Linked DNA regions of Homo sapiens: region 1 is linked to region 2. The links are chromatin contacts, found by Hi-C or POLR2A ChIA-PET in ENCODE. All regions are on one chromosome and are shown on one strand. Each heading gives the region's core, a stretch centred on a gene start or an enhancer-like site at or near the end of the contact. The rest is flanking DNA. Distances are from core to core; before and after follow the strand shown. Region 1 has its middle 89 kb from the start of CFAP144. Region 2 has its middle 50 kb from the start of SLC2A1-DT.

Region 1 (5,644 bases), core at 2,788-5,287, 49 kb before region 2:
TCCTCCCTGCTATACACCTAGTGAGCTCTTATTCACCTTTTTTTTTTTTCTTTTCGAGAAGGAGTCTTGCTCTGTTGCCCAGTCTGCAGTGCAGTGACGCGATCTCGGCTCACTGCAAGCTCCACCTCCCGGGTTCACGCCTTTCTCCTGCCTCAGCCTCCCGAGTAGCTGGGACTACAGGCACCCGCCACCACGACCAGCTAATTTTTGTATTTTTAGTAGAGACGGGGTTTCACCTTGTTAGCCAGAATGGTCTCGATATCCTGACCTTGCGATCTGCCCGCCTCGACCTCCCAAAGTGCTGGGATTACAGATGTGAGCCACCGCCCCCAGCCCTTTTTTTTTTTTGGAGACTGAGTTTTGCTTTTGTTGCCCAGGCTGGAGTGCAATGGCACAATCTTGGCACACCGCAACCTCTGCCTCCCGGGTTCAAGCGATTCTCCTGCCTTCCTGGGTTCAAGCGATTCTCCTGCCTCAGCCTCCCGAGCAGCTGAGATTACAGGCATGTGCCACCATGCCTGGCTAATTTTTTTGTATTTTTAGTACAGACGGGGTTTCTTCATGTTGGTAAGGCTGGTCTCGAACTCCTGACCTCAGGTGATCCGCCCATCTCAGCCTCCCAAAGTGCTGGGATTACAGGCGTGAGCCACCGTGCCCGGCCTTATTCACCTTTTAAAGCTCTGCTCAGGTGGCTCTGCCCTTGGGAAGCCCTCCCCCGCCCCACCAGTAGAATTGATCACTGACTCCTTTGTGTCCCAACCCTGTCCTAAATTGTCTATTTCCCTAGCCTGTGAGCAACTCAAGGACATGGGCCTTGTAAAATTCATAGCTTGATCTGGTACCCAGTGCTGGACATGGATCATTGTGAGCATCAGTGGTATGTGGAGGAGTCAATTGTGCTACATCATGGTGAGGTATAAACAAGAAGCACTTGTGCAACTGATTGTTAACCAAATGCATATTTTATAAAGACAAACATATTTTAAGGGCACATTTTAAAACACATTGGAGTGGATTCCTAGAGTGAGTAAAGGAGTAAGGAATGAGCATGAGAATCTGGGAAGAGGGAGAAAAATTACATTAGCACGGAGGAAGGAGTGTGAGTTGCTCGACTCTATGCATTTGAAGTCCAAACAAGTAGAAACAAAAAACCACATCCGTGGAAGTGTACCATTTTAATCTCTTTTACAGTTGAGGCAATCAACTAGTTAGACAGTCGTTCTTTTGTTTAGATGTTGGTTTTACAGTCCCTACACAGCATCATTGTTGATAGTTTTCCTTAATGCAGAGAAAGTTGAATTTTCGTTTGATGTGCCATCCCCGCCCCTCTGTTGCATGCACAGAATCACGTAATGAAGCCCTGATTGGAGCCTGAGCCATGTTCTCCCTAAGAGTGGGAACTTAGAGGCTTCTCCAGGGCAGACCCCATGACTTCTATGTCCTATAGATGAATGAATGAATGAATGAATAAACGAATGAATGAATGAATGAGTGGTGAACAAGGAAGGGAAAGGAAAGAGAAAGAAAGGGAGCTAGGATGAAGAAATGGAAAAAAAAAGATTCCACGGAAATTTCAGGATAGGAGGATGCTCCCAGAACCTTCTCTTTCTTTCTTGATCCCTACCCAGGGCATGAGTACTGAGCAGGGCTAGGGGTGGGGGGCAAGAGGCTACAAACTGAACTGCTGATCTGCTCAAATCTTCCCACTCACGAGGAGTTACTTCTCTTGCGGAGAGGCAGCGATCACAAGATAGCACACTCTTAAGGATCCAAACCCCAATAGGACACTCAAACCCCCCACTTCCACTCCAGGAAGGACGCTGAAGCTGGCCCCTGTGCTAACGACAACAAAGATAGTAATAACTGATGTGCTACTTTGTACTGGATGCTTTCATCCACTTAATCCATTTTAATTCTCATATCAAGTATGCATGTTAAGAAATTATCGTCATTTTACTGGTGAGACTACTGAGTCTCAGAGAGCTTAAGAGTCTTGCTTAAAGTTATTGAACACTCAGTAGTAGCAATCACAGCAAACACTTTTTGAATACCCACTCCATGCCAGACCTTATTCAAGCACTTTGTAGGCTTAACTCATCTATCCCCACAACAGCCTCTGGGCAGCAGTCATTGTCCCTAACTCACAAATGATGAACCAAGATACAGACAGTCACACAGCTAACACATGGGAGACCTGGCGAAGGAGGTTAGACAGTCTGACTCCAGTTTACTCTCTCCACCCCCAGGCTATGCTACCTTTTGTGAAGCAGAACTGGGCAGGGTAGACCTTTTGTGAAGCAGAACTGGGCAGCCATTTGGATTGGGTTTGGGTGGGGGTAGGGTAGCTAGATCCCTTGATATTTGGGGAGCTGGCTCCCTGCCAGCCAAATGGCAGCCCATTGAGAATGAGATCGAGGACATACAGAGTCAGTTACTGGTCCTGCTGGGGCCCCATAGTCTGCCTGCCCTCTCCTCCAAAGGGCCCCTAAGCCTGGGGAGATGGGAGAGGCTGCCTCTCCCCCTTTCCCAGCCAGAGCGGTATGAGCTAATCCTGGGAGAAGACACATTAGTCGAAAAGAATCAGTTCCTGCCTGCTCTGCTGAGTCAGCAGGAAGTACAGCCCTGGCTCTGCCAGCTACGTGAGCCCCTGCACGCCGGCCACCACTGCCTCCCTGCCGCCCCAGCCCCAGCCCCAGCGCGGCCCCTGCCATCCATCAGCACACCCTCACGTGCCTCGTTCCTGCTGACCTGCCCCTAAAGCACCCTCCAGCTCAGCAATCCTGAGCCTCCCTCTCTGTCCACTTTCCCAGCAACAGACCTGTTTTTCAGCACCATCCCCACAGACCCCCAGAAAGCAGCCATCTCTGCCTGCACAGAGAATTAAACCTCACCAGGATTGCAGCAGGTGGAAAGAAGGGCTTTTGGAGAATGTGGTGAGCCTTTTTCCCCACGTCCAGCATGCTGTCAGCTCCAGAGAAGAGAGCTTGCAGTCGACTCACGGTATCTAAGGGTATCATTGCCAGAACCCGTACCGCTCTCCGTGTAATCCCCAACCTCCTGGTCATCATCTCGGCCTCTACCACCGCTACCACCACCGACTTCCCACCACCCTCCCTACTACTGCCATTATCGCTGGGAACACCACCTCTGCTGCCACTACCATCAGCCATGACTGCAAGACTACCATCAAGTTCACCATCACACTAGCACCCATGCGACTAGCACTTCCATCAATGTCACCTACTGAGACAGGCAGGTGTCACCAATACCATTAAAAACATTACTGTAACTAACACCAACACCAATACCACCATTATCACCAACACGAAGCATCATTAAAATCATTTTGACCAACAACACCTCCTTATACCAACCCCACTATAAACATTGACATAATTGTCATTTTACCATCAAAACTATAACCATTCCTTGCAACACCAACATCGTCACCCTATCTTTACCACTGTTACCCATATCGACATCATTGTGCCCCCACCATCACCATTACCACTACCGTAAGCAAGACACCACCATCATTGTCACACTACCCACCACCACCATCCTTACCATAACTGCAGTCAGCATCACCACTAAACATCACCATCAGTATCACTACCACCACAGTTATAACCGACACCAGTGTCACCATAACCACAACCAACACCACCATCACTATAACCACGATATACTTGTCACCAGTACCCCCACCACCATGAACACACCATCACCCCCAACACGGTCACCATGACCGTAGCTCTCCATTAGAATGAGAAACTGTTGCTGTTTATCTGTACCCGTTTCTATGCCAGGCCGAATGTCACAACAGTGAGAGAAAAAAGGAAAGTTCTAACTTATTGTTCTGATCATACAATGATATGCACACTTGCTTTCCCTTAATATCCCCCTTTGAACAGACATGATTGTTTCGCTAAATTGGTTCATTTAGTGATTCATAGAGGAACAGCCATGCCTGCCTGAAAAACACGGGAGTGGTCATGGGACTCATCCCCTACTGCCTGTGACATCAGTAAGCCCAGCTCCCAACACACCCTTCTCCCTCCCACCTCCCTCCAGACATTCCAGGCCACTGCAGATTTCTCTGCCCCTCCAATGTAGATTTTCTTCCCTTTGCTCTCTTAATTTTAAACTTCCCGTAGGGCAGAACAGCATGTGGAAAGAACCCATGCTTCTTCCAAGATGTGTTGCATGCTGTTTTATGACAGGGAATTGAACTGTTTCCCAGAGAACTCTGCAAACAAGTGTTTAGAACACGCCTTTGAAGGATGTTTCTTATCCTCGTGTCTATGACTTATTGTGAGGGGATTGCATGTACATGTTTAAAAGCTGACAGTCAGAGCCATGCATTCTAGACTTGGTCCTACAACTAACTGTATGTGTGGCCTTGAAAAGCTTGCTTATTTTTCCCCCACCAAGAAAAGTACGACCTTCTGACTCTGGTGCTCTAAAGACTTTTTTGAGCTGAGACACTCCTAGGATAGGTCTGAGTGCTTTTTCCAGAAGGTCCTTTTGAATGGTAAAACAGAATGTCAAGTCTGATTGGTTCCCCCATCCCATCAGACTTGGTTCCCCTGGCCAGCATGTCCTGGGATCTCTAAGGACATCTCCATGAGCCCTGAGATGATCCTGCCTGGGCAGGGTGGGGCCCAAAGGGTTAATTAAGCCAGTCAGAGCTGTGCGTGAGCAAGTGTCTCAGATGAAAGGTTGGTCCGAGAGAGAACGCCATGTGGCTGTTGTGGTTGGCAGGTCTGGGGCAGTGGGACCAGGCTAGGTCCCGAAGGAAACCACCTCCTGGTCTCACCAGAACAAAGTGGTGTTTTGCAAAAACGCCATTGTTCTTGGGCAAGTCTTTCCCATCTCAACATAAACCAGGAAGCAGTGCTTCCTTTCCTTGGGCGAGACCCCAAGGTCCCCCCCACCGTTGGGAGTGGGGGGAGAAGAACAGACTTTTTCCTGACTTGAATGATCTTCTGCAAAGCTCAGCTGAAGAGCAGCAGCCCCTACCTGGCTATATCCAAGGGGGTGTGTGTGTCTTCCCTACACAGGGAGAAAGAAACAGAGGGGGGTCACCGAGTCCTGTTTCCTGTCTCCAAACAGGACTCTGTACCTAAGCCAGACTGTGAGCGACATGTCACTGCCCATCCATCTCCCCTCACCACTGTGCCACTCAGGCTTTCTCTGTTGCCCAAGCATGGCGGTTGTGTTTCTGCCTATAGCCTGTGTGTGGCTGCTCCCTCTGCCTGGAACTCCCTTCTGCCCTTCACATGTGGGCTCCTTCTCATCATCGTGGTCTCTCTCCTAACTCAGTGAAGTACTGTTTAATTCCTTGTTCAGTGTCTGTCCTTCCTGACATTCTGTGAGCTCCCCAAGAGCAAGGGCCAGGACCTGGGTCAGCGCTGCTCATTGCTGCATCTCCAGCACCTGGCACAGGACAGCCTCCCATGCGTGTGACTGTACCTGCGTGTGCTCCCCACCCCACTCCCAACCCCACTCCCCCTAAAGAAAACAGATCCAGGCTGGGCGGGGTGGCTTACACTTGTAATCCCAGCACTTTGGGAGGCCAAGGCGGGTGGATCACGAGAGGTCAGGAGTTCGAGACCAGCCTGGCCAACATGATGAAACCCTG
Region 2 (5,495 bases), core at 1,398-3,897:
ACTTTTCCCATCTCACAAATGAGGAAACAGAGGCTCACAGGGACCACACAGCTAGAGACGGGGCTAGAACTCAAACCCAGCTCTATGTGATGTCCTTGGGCCAGTGCTCTTCCAGCCGTCCATGTTGATAAGGAACAAGGGACAGATAAGATACTTCCTAGGGATGACCAACCCGGGGAAGGGACTTTTTAGCAATTACCCTCATTCACTACAACCCTGGAGGGTGAGTAATGTCAGCCCCAGTCTATGAAGTCTAAACAACCTCCCCAAGGTCACACTGTGGTGCAAGATAGACTCTCATCCCTACAGAGGACTTCCCCTCCCTGCCACACCCATTTGAGAGGGAGCAAAATTTATGCCCCTCCCCTCTCAATTCATAAGTTGAAGTCCTAATCCCTTGTACCATAGAATATGACCTTATTTAGAGACAGGGTCTTTACAGAGGTAATCAAGTTAAAATGAAGCCGTTAGGGTGGACCCTAAACCAATATGATTGGTATCCTTATAAAAAGGGGACATTTGGGGCCAAGCGCGGTGGCTCACGCCTGTAATCCCTGCACTTTGGAAGGCCGAGGCTGGCGGATCACCTGAGGTTGGGAGTTTGAGACCAGCCTGACCAACATGGTGAAACCCCGTCTCTACTAAAAATACAAAATTAGCCAGGTGTGGTGGCATGCACCTGTAGTCCCAGCTACTTGGGAGGCTGAGGCAGGAGAATCCCTTGAACCCAGGAGGCAGAGTTTGCAGTGAGCCGAGATGGCGCCTCTGCACTCCAGCCTGGGCAATAACAGCGAAACTCCATCTCAAAAAAAAACATACACAAAAAACAAACAAAAAAAATGGCTAGGGGGCACAGAAATTTGGACAAGGAGATGGACGAGCATAGAGGAAAAAAGATGGGAAGAGACACAAGAAGAAACAAGACAAAGAACATGGGAAGCTACCAGAATTCACCTGGCATGTTCCATACCAGAGAGGCATGGAACGGATTCTCCCTTACAGCCCTCCGAAGGAACTAACCCTGCCAATACCTTAATGTAAGACTTCCAGCCTCCAGAACTGTGAGATAATACATTTTTGTTGTTTAAGCCCCTTAATTTGTAGTACTTTGTTATGGAAACCCCAGTAAATTAATAAAGGGAAAACTGCCACCCACCCCCAAAACAGGGGATCCTGAAGATATTTTTGAACAAATAATTTTTGTGATTTCAAATTTGGTAATGTCTTCATTATATTTTTTATTGAAGAAAATTGGGGCCAGGTGTGGTGGCTCACCCCTGTAGTCCCAGCACTTTGGAAGGCCAAGGCAGGTGGATCACCTGAGATCAGGAGTTTGAGACCAGCCTGACCAACATGGTGAAACCCCGCCTCTACTAAAAACACAAAATTAGCTGGGCGTGTTGGCGGGCACCTGTAATCCCAGCTACTTGGGAGGCTGAGGCAGGAGAATTGGACCTGGGAGGCGGAGGCTGCAGTGAGCTGCGATGGCGCCACTGCACTCCAGACTGGGCAATGAGAGTGAAACTTGTCTCAAAAAAAAAAAAAAAAGAAAATTGGGAAAAGATTAGAAAGAATGAAGGAAAAAAGTAAAAACACATGCCCTCTCCCCTTGCTGTTAACATTTTGTTGCATTTCCTCGCATATATATTTCTTTGAATATATATATTCAATATATACATTATATATGCAAAATATATGTATTCAATATATATCTATTTTTTTTTCATGCAGTTACTAGAATCTTCTTTCCAGGGCTGCTGTGATGCTCGAATGGGAGATTGGGATTGGCTCCCAGTCCAGCACCATGCATGGTAGATATTATTTATACAGTTACTGTATAAAATTGGAGTCATGCTGTTTTACAACTTCCTCTTTTCACTTACCAGCTTATCTTCAGTGTTTCCCATGTCTTTCATATTCTTCAAGAACATGACAGTTAATTTCTGCAGTCTTCAGTCTGCGAATGAGGCATAACCTACTTACCCAATTCCCTGTCATTGAACATTTAGAGAATTTCCAGTTTTTCCCAGTTATAAATAAGACTGGGATAAATAATCTTTTATTTTAGGATATGCCCCAGAAACAGAATTGCTAAGTCAAATTCTAATTCTTTTAAAGGCTTTTGTACATACTGTGACATGTTCCTGCAGAAAAGTGGTACAATTTACCTCCTTAGCAGTGAAAAAAGCACTCCCTTTCCCACACCTCACCAACATCTGGTGTTTTCACTTCTATTATCTTGACCAGTTCTATAGATAGGAAAAAGCATACTCTTTTTTTTCATTTGTACTTTGGGATTTCTAGCGTTTTCACAGGTTTTTGTATTTCTTCAGTGAACTACGTTAATCATCCTTTGCGTGTGTCCACTGGTCAGTTCCTCTTATTGTTAAGGGTTTAGCAGGACTTGAAAGGGCCGCTGCAGATGGGAGCCCACGGGCAGCTTCCTCCCCACCCTTCTGACCCTCCTCCTCCCACATTCCCATCCTCTAGAGCTTTCCTTTGCTCTCCAGGGAACCTTTGTCATTCAAACAGGCCGCTGCTTCCCAGGGCCCTGGGAAAGCCACCTCCGGAGGCCCTCTCCACTTTTGACTGCTTTCCCTCCGGAGCCCCACATTCCTGCCTCACCTCTCCCCACGCCCTGCACATCCTCCCTCGAAATTCTTCAAGGAGGCCCAAAGCCACAGGGGACCCAGCCCCTGGCCTAGCCCTAGAGCAAGAATCCCAACCCCGCCCTGCTCCAGCTTGAAAGCAGGAGAGACGGGGCTAGGTGGGGAGGAACATCTGTCCTTGGGGGAAGGCCTGGGAGAGAAAGGCCACAGCACGCGGTGGAAGAAAGAACCCGTCTTTGATGTCTTGTGAAGTCTGACGTCATTCTAGAACCAAGGTCAAATCCCAGGCCAGCCACTTTCGGGCCACATCGCATCACTAGTTTGCAGGGCTGCAGTGAAGGTCAAATGTAACTTACATGTAATGCTTCTGGAACAAAAAGTCAGGTGAACTGATTACCGCAAAGCCCCAAGGATCAGGCACGGCTTCTCCAGGAGAGATGGCCCTTGGAGAGGCCGGCTTTGCCCTAGTGGCTGGAGAGTGTATCCGGCAGAAGGGGCAGCCTAGGAAAAGGCTGGGAGGCCAGGGGTACCGGGTGTGCAGTGTGGCTGGGCATGGACACGCGAATGAAGGGCCTCAGGGCACACACGGAGTCCCGAGAGGGAAGCTCAGACATCAGCCCAGACGGTGGACGGGACTCCACGCTAGACTTGGGAGACCTCGGTTTCCATCCCTATCGGTCTCCAGCTTCACTCATCCTATCACCCACAGAAGACTTTCCTGGGCGGCCAGGCAGTATGCCGGCCCCACCCAGGACCTGGAGGGGTTCAAAGACAAGCGATCAGGGCAAAGCGGGTGCCCCAGGGAGAGTGATTAAAACTGGGAATCAGCGGAGGCTTCTGAGAAGCAGCCTTTGAACTGGGCCTTAGGGTGCGACTGAGGGTGGGGAAGGCGGCCATTGCAAGCAGGGGGGTCGCAGGGGACGGGAAGGCGAAGTCTGGCTTCTTTGAGGGTGGCCGAGCAAGGAAAGGGGCGAGATGAAGTGGGCGAAGGGCGCTAGGGCCCCGACCCCAAAAGCCCACGCAGGAGAGGGGTGCCAGAGTCCAGCTTCACAAAGACCCGCCTGGAGCTGCCGCAGCCCCAGGCCCGGGAATGTGGGGCGGGGACGGGGAGGGGAGGGGAAGGAGGGGGCCGCGGGCCGGCAGCACGTAGCGCTCGTAGGCCGGGCGCGCCAGGGCAGGTAACAAAGCTGCCAGTGTGCCGGCGGCGGGGCGGGGCTGCCCGATACCTGTCTGGCGGGGGGCCGGGGCCCCAAAGGGGAGGGCAGCGGGGGCTGCTGGGCACAGTAGGCCGCGGCCTGCGCTCTGCCGAGCCTTCCCCTGCCGCAGCCTCCCCAGCGGAGCCGCAGCCCGAGAAAAGCGACACAGTCGGTTTTGCAGACTAGATGCCCGAAGCCCAGACACTAATAGGGCCTGGCCCGGGGTCGCGCAGGAGTCGTGAGATGCACAGCTCTGTGCCAAGGAGGGCTGGCGAGGAAATCCTCACCCAGGTCCCGGCCACATGCTCGTTCGCTGGGTGGGGCGGGGAGTCTGCCCCAGGCTTCTGAGCGGAGTTGGAATTCGGATGCATGGATATTCGGGTGCACGGCTCTGCGCCCCGTAATTTCTTCTCTAAGAGGCGAGAAGAGTCCCCCTAGACGGGCTGATCTCCAAGTGGCTCTTTCCAACAAGGTTAAAAAGCAGTCTTGTCGGCCGGGCATGGTGGCTCACGCCCGTAATCCCAGCACTTTGGGAGGCCGAGGCGGGCGGATCACGAGGTCAGGAGATTGAGACCATCCTGGCCAGCACGGTGAAACCCTGTCTCTACTAAAAAATACAAAAAATTAGCCGGGCGTGGTGGCGGGCGCCTGTAGTCCCAGCTACTCAGGAGGCTGAGGCTAGAGAATGTTGTGAACCCGGGAGGCGGAGCTTGCAGCGAGCCCAGATCTCGCGACTGCACTCCAGCCTGGGCAACAGAGCAAGACTCCGTCTCAAAAAAAAAAAAAAAAAAAAAAAAAAGGCAGTCTTGTCCACATCAAAGGAAGCGAGGAGGGCTGGCCTGATGGAGGTTGGGGGCCACCAGAGCCTCCGCACCCCATCTGTGGCGTCACCGTCGCGGGTTCCCTACTACAGGATGCCTCCATGGAACTCACTATCCCCGTGCGCGTGCCCGTACGTGTGGTCCCACAGACCTGTCCACGCCTGACCTCACACACGTGCACAGGTCGGCTTGTGCTCCCCACACGCAAGAGATCCTGTCAAGGGGTGCTGGAGAGTGAACCCTAGAATGACCCTTTGAGATCCTTCTTGCTCTTCCCCCACCCCTTTCGCCGGGGTCCTTTGTCCTCTGTGCAGGGCAATCCAGGGGCAGATGGAAGAAAAGAATTGGGTCAGACTCTTAGGGAACAAAGACACTTTGGGAGGGAAGTGTCCTCTCTACTGGAATCAGCTGCCCTCCCCCAGGGACCCCACAGCTCAGTCCTTTGCAGAGGAATCCTCCATCCCCCCACCAAAGCTAACAAATGGGCAAGACCACCCAGGATAGAGAGGGGGAGCAGAGAGCTAAGAGGCCAGGCCCCCATCCCAGCGTTTGGGCGTGGAGGTGGCTGCCTCATTAGTACCGTGGGGCACGGGGTGGCTGATGGCTGTGCTCCAAGGCCCTCAGTCCCGACTGCTTTGGAGCTTATCAGCCGACCTGGGGATAGGGGCCGACATGGCCACGCCCTCTCCCCTACCCTGGCAGCCTGGCCTAGAGCCCCCATTCCTGGAAAGGGAGCCCTGAGAGCAGCAGAGAGAGGCTCTGAGGCGCCGAATAGTCTGGCCCAGTCTCCTCTATGTCAGCTAAAGAGAAATGAGACCAGGCCCCTGCCCTGGAGGTGTCGAGGGCGCTGAGCAACAGGCACAAACACA

The links. A loop is a pair of places that touch in the nucleus more often than their neighbours do. ChIA-PET counts read pairs that join two places held with the same protein, here RNA polymerase II (POLR2A). Pooled maps may share reads with other maps.
Region 1: a loop to region 2 is called in a map of natural killer cell, with 1.9 times the contacts of the local background. The contact joins two enhancer-like sites. A Hi-C loop is called at or near these places in 3 of 168 maps with a recorded cell type or tissue (Caco-2, HepG2 and natural killer cell) and 3 of 50 pooled maps. POLR2A ChIA-PET finds 5 or more read pairs at or near these places in 9 of 52 experiments (BJ, CD4-positive, alpha-beta T cell, Caco-2 and 4 more).

Annotation. Positions count from the first base shown.
Region 1 is chr1:43,055,689-43,061,332 of GRCh38, reverse strand. No RefSeq gene overlaps it. Among named protein-coding and RNA genes, the nearest start is that of CFAP144, 89 kb to the left of the region's middle. RefSeq lists an enhancer at 2,666-3,201. Within about 2 kb of position 4,037, at least 5 of the 41 ENCODE cell types and tissues checked have a DNase peak (open chromatin) inside an H3K27ac peak, as active enhancers do.
Region 2 is chr1:43,005,908-43,011,402 of GRCh38, reverse strand. No RefSeq gene overlaps it. Among named protein-coding and RNA genes, the nearest start is that of SLC2A1-DT, 50 kb to the right of the region's middle. RefSeq lists enhancers at 1,628-2,335, 2,336-3,044, 3,045-3,752 and a silencer at 2,521-2,815. Within about 2 kb of position 2,647, at least 3 of the 41 ENCODE cell types and tissues checked have a DNase peak (open chromatin) inside an H3K27ac peak, as active enhancers do.